Linked DNA regions of Homo sapiens: region 1 is linked to region 2. A link is an interaction called in ENCODE POLR2A ChIA-PET data of the cell type or tissue named here. Cell type or tissue: MCF 10A. All regions are shown on one strand. Links, peaks and the distances in the headings refer to the core of each region. The heading gives the core; the rest is flanking DNA.

Evidence for each region. ChIA-PET counts read pairs that join two places held together with the same protein. Peaks named below come from ENCODE experiments on the same cell type or tissue, not always from the same donor. Only the 100,000 strongest peaks of a DNase experiment are listed, where the experiment ranks them.
Region 1: POLR2A ChIA-PET joins it to region 2 with 6 read pairs; 1 of 35 experiments calls an interaction of 5 or more read pairs at or near these places.

The regions. Positions count from the first base shown.
Region 1 is chr12:50,730,685-50,735,076 of GRCh38, forward strand. DIP2B (disco interacting protein 2 homolog B) reads left to right here. Exons shown (of 38, transcript NM_173602.3): 31 at 685-853; 32 at 1,682-1,852; 33 at 3,451-3,512; 34 at 4,389-4,392. Among named protein-coding and RNA genes, the nearest start is that of ATF1, 31 kb to the right of the region's middle. In MCF 10A, for the core only: a CTCF peak has its summit at 4,125 (motif pointing left); a DNase peak (open chromatin) is centred at 2,117.
Region 2 is chr12:50,784,739-50,789,130 of GRCh38, forward strand. The region is part of intron 2 of ATF1 (activating transcription factor 1); the gene reads left to right. Among named protein-coding and RNA genes, the nearest start is that of ATF1, 23 kb to the left of the region's middle. RefSeq lists an enhancer at 2,392-3,321. In MCF 10A, for the core only: no CTCF peak of the experiment used is centred there; DNase peaks (open chromatin) are centred at 373, 2,263 and 4,023.

The DNA of each region.
Region 1 (4,392 bases), core at 184-4,183, 54 kb before region 2:
CCACTTGAATACTATTAATATTTCTGATCGCTTCAAACATGCTGTAATTATCGGCCTTTGTAAATGTTGTTCCTCTGCTTAGAACACCCTCACTACCGTCCCCACTTCTTCTGGCCACTGCCAAATTCATACTCATTCTTCAAGCTGCAGCTCAAGTGTCACCAGCTCAGTGAAGCACTACCACTCCCCTACCCTGGCTTATCGAGCTTGAATGAACTGCTCTTTATTCTGTGATGTCAGTGTTCTTGATTCACATCTCATATTCAGAGCATCAATAAAATGGCTATAAACATCTTTAAAAGAAACCATAGGAATAAAATCCAGTCCACACATAAGGTTTCTGAATAGAAAGAGGAAAAAATGCTACTCCATCAGGGTTTTAAAGATTAGTTATTAGGAATTACCTTTCCAGAATGTTTAGTATCATCTTGACCATATTAATTAGCTTGAGGGCAGCTGTAAGAATGTTATGTAGACTTAAGTGACCTACCACAGTCTGCTTTATTTCATAGTTGCTCCTTTTGCGAGTTGCATAGGAACAAGACTGATTCTTAGAGCTTTATATCTCATATGTCCCTACACTGTCCTTTACACTCAGTAAATATCTGTGGAATTGGTGGGGTTCTGAAGCATCAGGTATCCAGGATGAATTGATGATTCCAGCTCTTGTCTCTTTCACTGCAGTGTCTATTCAGGCCACCAGTCTGTCTTAATTCCTCCTATGGAGTTAGAGAACAACCTTTTCCTCTGGCTCTCCACAGTCAACCAGTACAAAATAAGGGACACTTTCTGCTCCTATTCAGTGATGGAGCTCTGCACCAAAGGTCTTGGGAACCAAGTGGAAGTGCTAAAGGTAAGAAGCAGCTCCAGCAGGTGGCCAGTCCCAAAAGGTTCTGAAGAAATGCGCCAGGACGTAACAGGGCCAGAGCAGGGGCTAACAGACATGTTTGCTTGCCTTTTTCAAGTCACTCAGTTAAAAAAGGGTGTATTTTAAACTTTGGCAAGTTTATCTCTTCCACCTTCCTAATTTAGTGCACTCTTCCACAGTTTAATATGATTCTTACTTTGTGGACAAGAAGCGGAAACTGGTTGGGAGGCTAACTGGAAAGACTTTATGTAAACATAAAAGGGAACTGTGGCTTCCAATACTTTTTTTTCCTAATAGAATTTGAAACCTCAAAATATTAGGAATTCAGAATATCTCCAAAGATAAGGGTAACTCATTGATTCATGTGTGTGTCAAATGATGATCTGTCTGACTTGCAGATGAGAAAGTCAGAAGATACTGAATTTTCTTTGATAGAAAAATATCTTTGGAATGCAAAAAGAGATGAGATTAGATCGCCAGAGTTCTAGATTAATTTTTCTCTCAGTCTCATCAAATAGGGGGACATCTAAGGTACAGAAATGAGGAGGGATAAAAACATTGCTGAAGAGCCTTAGATTTTTAGAAGAAAGAGGAAAGAACTAGAGAATGAGCAAATTTACCAGCAGATAGTGATTTTAATGGGATGCCTTGTCCGTTTCTTCTTTTCTGAAAGCTGCTTTTTTCTCTGTGTGCCTGAGGTGAGAATACACAATTGCTTGGCTTTTCCTGACCAAGGAGCTAGAACAGTGGCCTTACCTGTTCAGTTCTTTTATGATCCTACTGACTTGGCTCCCATATAATGGTGTCTTGCAGACCAGAGGGATCAACCTCTCCTGCGTCCGGACCTGTGTGGTGGTGGCGGAGGAGAGGCCCCGCGTTGCACTCCAGCAGTCCTTCTCTAAGCTCTTCAAAGACATCGGGCTGTCCCCGCGGGCTGTCAGCACCACTTTTGGATCAAGAGTCAATGTAGCAATATGTTTACAGGTGACCCTCATGAAATCTTGTCTGTTGACAAATGGGAGAGGAATATGGAGTATCCCAGAGCATGGGCTTTGGAGCCAGGCTGCCTGGGCTTGGGCCCCAGCCGCACTTACTTGCTTTGGAACTTCGGGCTTTTAAATCTCGATTTCTTTGTGTCTCATTTTGCTCATCTGTAAGGTGAAGGTAGCAGTACTGTGCTTCCCCAGGCAGCTTGCACAATCACTGAGCTGCCAACTCGGAGTTCTTGGAGCAGTGCTGACAGTGAGCGCAGTGTTGGTGTTTACTTGAGTCATCGTCGTGTGGTCATGATGACGAGTCACAAAGATTTGAGTCCTATTTGGATTTTACTTGTATCTGACCTGTTTTTCCTTTTTCTTTTTTTTTTTATTTGAGACGGAGCCTTGCTCTGTCACCCCAGCTGGAGTGTAGTGGTGCAGTCTCAGCTTACTGCAACCTCCACCTCCTGGGTTCAAGCGGTTCTCTCACGTCAGCCTCCAGAGTAGCTGGGATTACAGGCGTGTACCACCACGCCCGGCTATTTTTTGTATTTTTAGTAGAGACAGGGTTTCGCCCTGTTGACCAGGCTGGTCTCAAACTCCTGACCTCAAGTGATCCAGCCGCCTCAGCCTCCCAAAGTGCTGGGATTACAGACATGAGCCACCGCGCCCGGTCTGACCTTCTGTTTTTCTGTCTCTATATTCTATACCATTTTTTTTCTTTCTTTTTTTTTTTTTTTTTCCAAACAATAACCTTGTATTCTCTTCTCTACCCAGATGGCAACTTTGTCATGTTATTCTTGATGGGTAAATAACAGAAAAGGGACTAGAACTGAGACTAATTTTATGTATTAATGTGTAATAAGGCAAATATAGCGCCAGGTGTGGTGGTTCATGGCTATAATCCCAACACTTTGTGAGGCCAAGGCAGGAGGATTGCTTGAGCCCTGAAGTTTGAGACCAGCCTGGGCAACATAGTTGAGACCTCATCTCTCCCCTACCCCCACCACTCACCTGCAAAAAATATAGATGGGCTTAGTGGTACATGCCTCTAGTCCCAGCTACCTGGAAGTCTGAGGCAAGGGGATTGCTTGAGCCCAGGAGGTTGAGGCTGCAGTGAGCTGTGATTGTACCGCTGCACTCCAGCAACCTGGGCAACAGATTGAGACCCTGTCTCTTAAAAAAATAATAAGGCAAATATAGGCATGGACAAAGTGAGTGAAAGAAGATAGCACACATGGGTGGATTATTTCAGGTCTTCTGTGACCTTCTTCTTTCAGAAGGGTCTTGATGGTTTAAACTTGAGCCCCATCATAGCCCTCTTGCTGTCACTGTGGCCAATACTGGTTTTGCAAGTCCCTGGGTTGCCGACCTGTGTCACCTCTGCTTTGAATCCAGGGATGAAAGCCCTCCTCAGCATGGAAATGTTTCAGTGCTGCCACAGTCCCCGTGATAAGAGTGAGAGCAGGGGGCCTACTCTCAAGGGGAGGAGAGGTGAAAAGAGTGTGGATTTTTCATGTATATGGCTAAATTATTTCTTGGTTTGAAAATGTGAAATACAGTTTATCGAAATTCTAAACAACGCATTGATTTGTCTTTCTTTAGGGAACCTCAGGGCCTGATCCGACTACTGTGTATGTGGATCTGAAATCACTAAGACATGACAGGTACAACAGATTTATTAATGCTCCTTTCCTACTAGTTCCTAAGCATAACAAATTCGGAACCTCAAAGCCAGCATTTTCCCTCATTCCTTTTGTTCATATATTCCAGGAGGGGAATGGGAAGAGGGAAGGAATTTGTTTTTATCATTAATACATAAGATTTACATTTATAAGAAAGCTTTAATTCTCTCAGTTGCTACACTGTTCTTTAATATTAAAGTATAATAGTTATTGCCCATATAAAAGTATTTTGTGACATTTGATATAAATTAAACTAAAATGGATAGTCTCTTTCCTCTAAGAGTTTAAAAATAATAGGACAGATAAGATAAATGAGTCAGAGTAGGGTTTTTGAAACAACACTTTATCTGAGCCCCATGGGTAAAAGCCTGCCTCCTTAGCCCAGAAGGGAATTTTAGCTGTGTCCGGCAGTGAGCGCTGGCCCAGGGCTCTAAGACTTCTCTTCCCAAGCCCCACTACCCTGGATGTGTTATCTGGAGTGCCCCACTGCACTGACCTAGCCTGCATAGGTGGAACATCTCTCTCATGCAGCAGTTTGAAACCTGGGAAGATTTTGCCACCCTAGAGGAGATTTGACAATGTCTGGAAACATTTTGGGTTGTCATAAAAGGGGGCTTGCTACTGACATCTAGTGGGCAGAGGCCAGAGGTGTTGGTAAACACCGCAATGCACAGGATAGCCCCTTTCAACAAAAAATTATCTGGCCAAAATGTTAGTAGTGCTGAGTTTGAGAAACCCCTCTGTAGTATGAGGAAGAGAGACAAGTTAGAGGTTGTGGGAAGGCAGCACCGAGCTGCAGGAACATGGCGACTTCTCCTCTTAAAAGCCCTATATATAGTAAATACCGTTCTTCTGCAGGGTT
Region 2 (4,392 bases), core at 295-4,294:
CAGTAATGTACATGGGAGATGACAATGGCTTGGACCAGTGTGGTAGCTGGGGTAGTGATGAGACAAAGTTAGATTCTGGATATATATTGGTTGTAAAGCCAATAGTATTTGCTTTTGGATTGGATGTGGAGTTTTATTTTTTATTTATTTATTTATTTATTATTTATTATTATTATACTTTAAGTTTTAGGGTACATGTGCACAATGTGCAGGTTAGTTACATATGTATACATGTTCCATGCTGGTGTGCTGCACCCATTAACTCATCATTTAGCATTAGGTATATCTCCTAATGCTATCCCTCCCCCCTCCCCGCTGGATGTGGAGTTTTAAATAAAGGAACGAGCCAAGATTGACGTCACAGTTTTGGTTTGAGCAACTGTTAAGAATGAAATTACTTGACCCGGGCGTGGTAGTGCATGCCTATAATCCCCTCTGCTTGGGAGGCTCAGGTGGGAGGACTCCTTGAGCCCAGGAGTTCCAGACCAGCCTGGGCAACATAGTGTAGACTCACCCCATCTCAAAAAAAAAATTATATATATACATACACACACACACACACACACACACACACACACACACACACACACACACACACACAGACGTATATATATAATTGCCATTTATTGAGATGGACAATGCTGGATGATGTTTTCCATTTCTTTTTGGGGGAATGTTGGCAATCAGGAATTTGGTTTTTAGGCATGTTATGTCTGTAATATTATCTGTGTTGGTTTTCTGTGCTGCAGAACAAATCACCACAAAGCTAATAGCTTAAAACAACACACATTTATTATCTCACAGTTTGTGTGGGGTCAGGCATATCTTAACTGGGTTCTTTGCTTTGCGGTCTCACACCAAACTGCAACTGAGGCATTGGCTAGGGCTGAGTTCTTAGCAGGAGGCTAGACTAGAGAAGAATCTACTTCCAAGGTCACTTAGTTTGTTGGCAGAATTCTTTTCACTGTGGCTGTAGGACTGAGTGCTTCAGTTTTTTGGTTGGTTCTTGGCTGGAGGCTGCCCATAGCTCCTAAAGGCCACCAGTAACTCCCTGCCACGTGATCCTCTCCGTATGCAGTTCACAGCATAGCAGCCTGCTTCAAGTCCAGCAGGAGAGTGAGAGCAAGTCTGCTAGCAAGACAGTCTTATACATAATATAATCAAAGGAATGACATCCCATTTCCTTGTGATAAAACATGACATCCCATCATCTTTGCTTAATAAGGTTGGTTAGAAGCAAGTCACAAGTCCCTCCCACTCTCAAGGGGAGAGGATTAGACAAAGTCCCAAACACCAGGAGCTGCAGATCATGGGGGCCACCCTAAAATCTGTTGGGCAGACCATCCAAGTAGATTTATCCAGTAGGCAGCTAGATATATGAGTCTGGGGTCCAGGAGAGAGGTCCAGACTAGAAATCTAAATTTAGGAGTTGTGGCTATATAGGTGGTATTTATAATTATGGGATGATTTCCAGACTCCCCCAAGATGCAGAAAGCTGGAAAGAATGTTACTCTTACCCTGAAACAAGAATAAGTTGTATGTTCTATAAAATAATAAACTCATAGAGGTGGGGTGTGGGCATGGCTCACCTGTGGCAGAGCACAGAAAATAAGCAGGGCTGCGTACTAGCAGGAAAATTAATGAATTGCTAAAGTCCAAGTGTAGGCAAGCGTGAGCGTATAGAATCCTTGGGAGCTGCAGACACAAAGACAGTTCATACCCTCTTGTAGGTTTTTCTCCAAGGACCTCCAGCAGTTGCTTAGGAGAAAAATGGGGCTGGGGACACAAGGGAGACCAGAGAATGCCTTGGTAGGTGGTACAGGCCCACTTGGACCTTTTTTTCCTTTGGAAAAAAAGGCTTTAAGCCGCTGGGAAAAAGGAAATAAACCCAGTTTTCCATTGTGTCTGGGAAAAGTAAAAAGAAAAAGAAAACCCACAAACCCTGAGGGAACGGCAGGAAACTGTTAAGGGCTTAGACTATTAGAGTTTTTCTGCCACTGGGAGAAAGCCCCAACCCCTGTAACCCAGGGACATAGGGCCTACCTGAGACTGAGACTGGGCCAGGACAACAAAGAACCTCCCTGTTGGTGCTGTCAAGTCAAGCAACAGCAATCTACCCCTGGGGGAGGGACAAGAGTATGGAAAGAGCCTCTTTGGGGCAGATGCAGAGATGAAGCCTAAGGCTGAGTGTGTGGCAAGAACAATGAGAAAAACCCTCTGACATACCAGCCCCACCCTAAGCAGAAAGTCATACTAGAGGAATTTGAAGCTGGTAGTACACTTAAGGTAATCCAAACAACAACAAAATCCAAACCCAGCTCAGTTCCTGAATAGATGACTCAACCCCTTCCCTACGCACACACACACCCTAGTGAAGAGGTGTACTCTCTTGTTTTCCCATTTCTGAAGATAAATACTATTTACTTTAGTCTCTAGTGTCTTACCCATGATGTCTGTCATTCAGGCAAAAATTATAAAACACATACCAAAAGCACACAAAGAAGCAACTCACTGTCAAAAACCAAAACAATAAACAGAACCAGACTCAGGATAACCCAGCTGTTGGAACTATCAGAGAGTGAATTTCAAATAAGAATGAATAATATGTTAAAGGCTCCAGTGGGAAAGGTAGAAAACATGCACAGACAGCTGGGGAATTTCAGCAGAGGGTTAGAAACTATATGAAAAAGTCAAATGGAAATGTTAGAAATAAAAATGGTGTGGTGGCTCACGCCTGTAATCCCAGCAATTTAGGAGGCCGAGGCAGACAGATTGCTTGAGCTCAAGAGTTCAAGACCAGCCTGGGCAACATGGCAAGCCTCCATTTCTACTAAAAATACAAAAGAAAAAAAAAAAGCCAGGCATGGTGGTGCACACCCTGTGGTCCCAGCTACTCAGGAGGCTGAAGTGGGAGGATTGCTTGAGCCCAGTGGGCAGAGGTTGCAGTGAGCCAACATCGCACCACTGCACTCCAGCCTAGGTGTCAGAGTGAGGCCTTGTCTAAAAAAAAAAAATGGTGACACAGGTGAAGTATATGTTTGGGTTTATTAGTAGACTTGACACAGCTAAGAAAAGAATCAGTGAACTTGAAGATAGGTCAGTAGAAATTACCCACAACGAAAACAGAGAACAAAGGAAAGGGCAGGGAGAAAAATAGAGCATCCAAGAACTGTGGAATAATATCTCTTTAACATAGGTGTAGTGTGATCAAAGTCATGTGACTAGATGGGATTACTGAGAGGTAAGTATTGTAGAGATGAGTCAATGGATCTGGGCTTCTTTAGCATTTGGAGTTTGGGGACATTGAAGAGGGATTGTCAGTGAGGTAGGAGGAAAATCAAGAGTAACTCAAATATTGGAAATCAGAATGAGTGATGGTCAGCTGTGTAAAATGTGGCTGATAGGTCAAATAAGATGAGGAATAAAAATTAACTATTTTATAGCCAATCTTTTTTTTTTTTTGACATAGGGTCTCACTCTGTCACCCAGACTGGTGTGCAGTAGTGTGAACATAGCTCACTGCAGCCTTGACCTCCTGTGCTCAAGCAATCCTCCTGCCTCAGCTCCCCAAGTAGCAGGGACCACAGGTGTGTGCCATCACATCCGGCTAAACTTTTTGTATTTTTTTGTAGAGATGGGGTTTTGCAGTGTTGCCCAGGCTGGTCTCAAACTCCTAAGCTCAAATAATCTGCCCACCTCAGCCTCCCAAAGTGCAGTGCTGGTATGCGTGAGCCACTGCACCTGGCCCTGTTTTTTTTTTTTTGGAAACCGAGTATTATTCTGTTGCTTAAGCTGGAGTGCAGTGGCATGATCATATTTCTTTGGCCTCAAATTCCTGCCCTCCAGTGATCCTCCTGCCTTTGCCTCCTGAGTAGCTAGAGCTGGTTCCTATTATTCACAGATTCTGTATTTGCAAATTTGCCTACTTGATAAAATTTATTTCTAACTCCAAAAACACTCACGGCACTTTTGCGGTCATTCATGGACATGTGCAAAGTGGCAAAAAATTTGAGTCACTCCTATATTCCTGGCTGAGGTCAAACAAGGTGATGCTGTGTCTTCTTGCATCAGCTCTCATAGTATAAACAATTGGCCTCTTTGCGGTCTAGTTAGTATAACTACATTTTTTGCATTTTTCTCCTTTTTGTTGGTGATTTTGCTATTTAAAATTGACTCCCAAGTGTAGTACAAAGTGCTATCTTGTGTTCTAAGTGCAAGAAGGCTGTGATGTGCCTTATGGAGGAAATACATGTGTTAGATAAGTTTCATTCAGGCATGCGTTACAGTGCTAGCGACTGATACGTAGTTCAGTGTTAATGTATATTAAATGAGGTTTTTTTTGTTGTTTTTTTTTTTCGGAGACAGAGTCTTGCTCTGTTGCCTAGGCTGGAG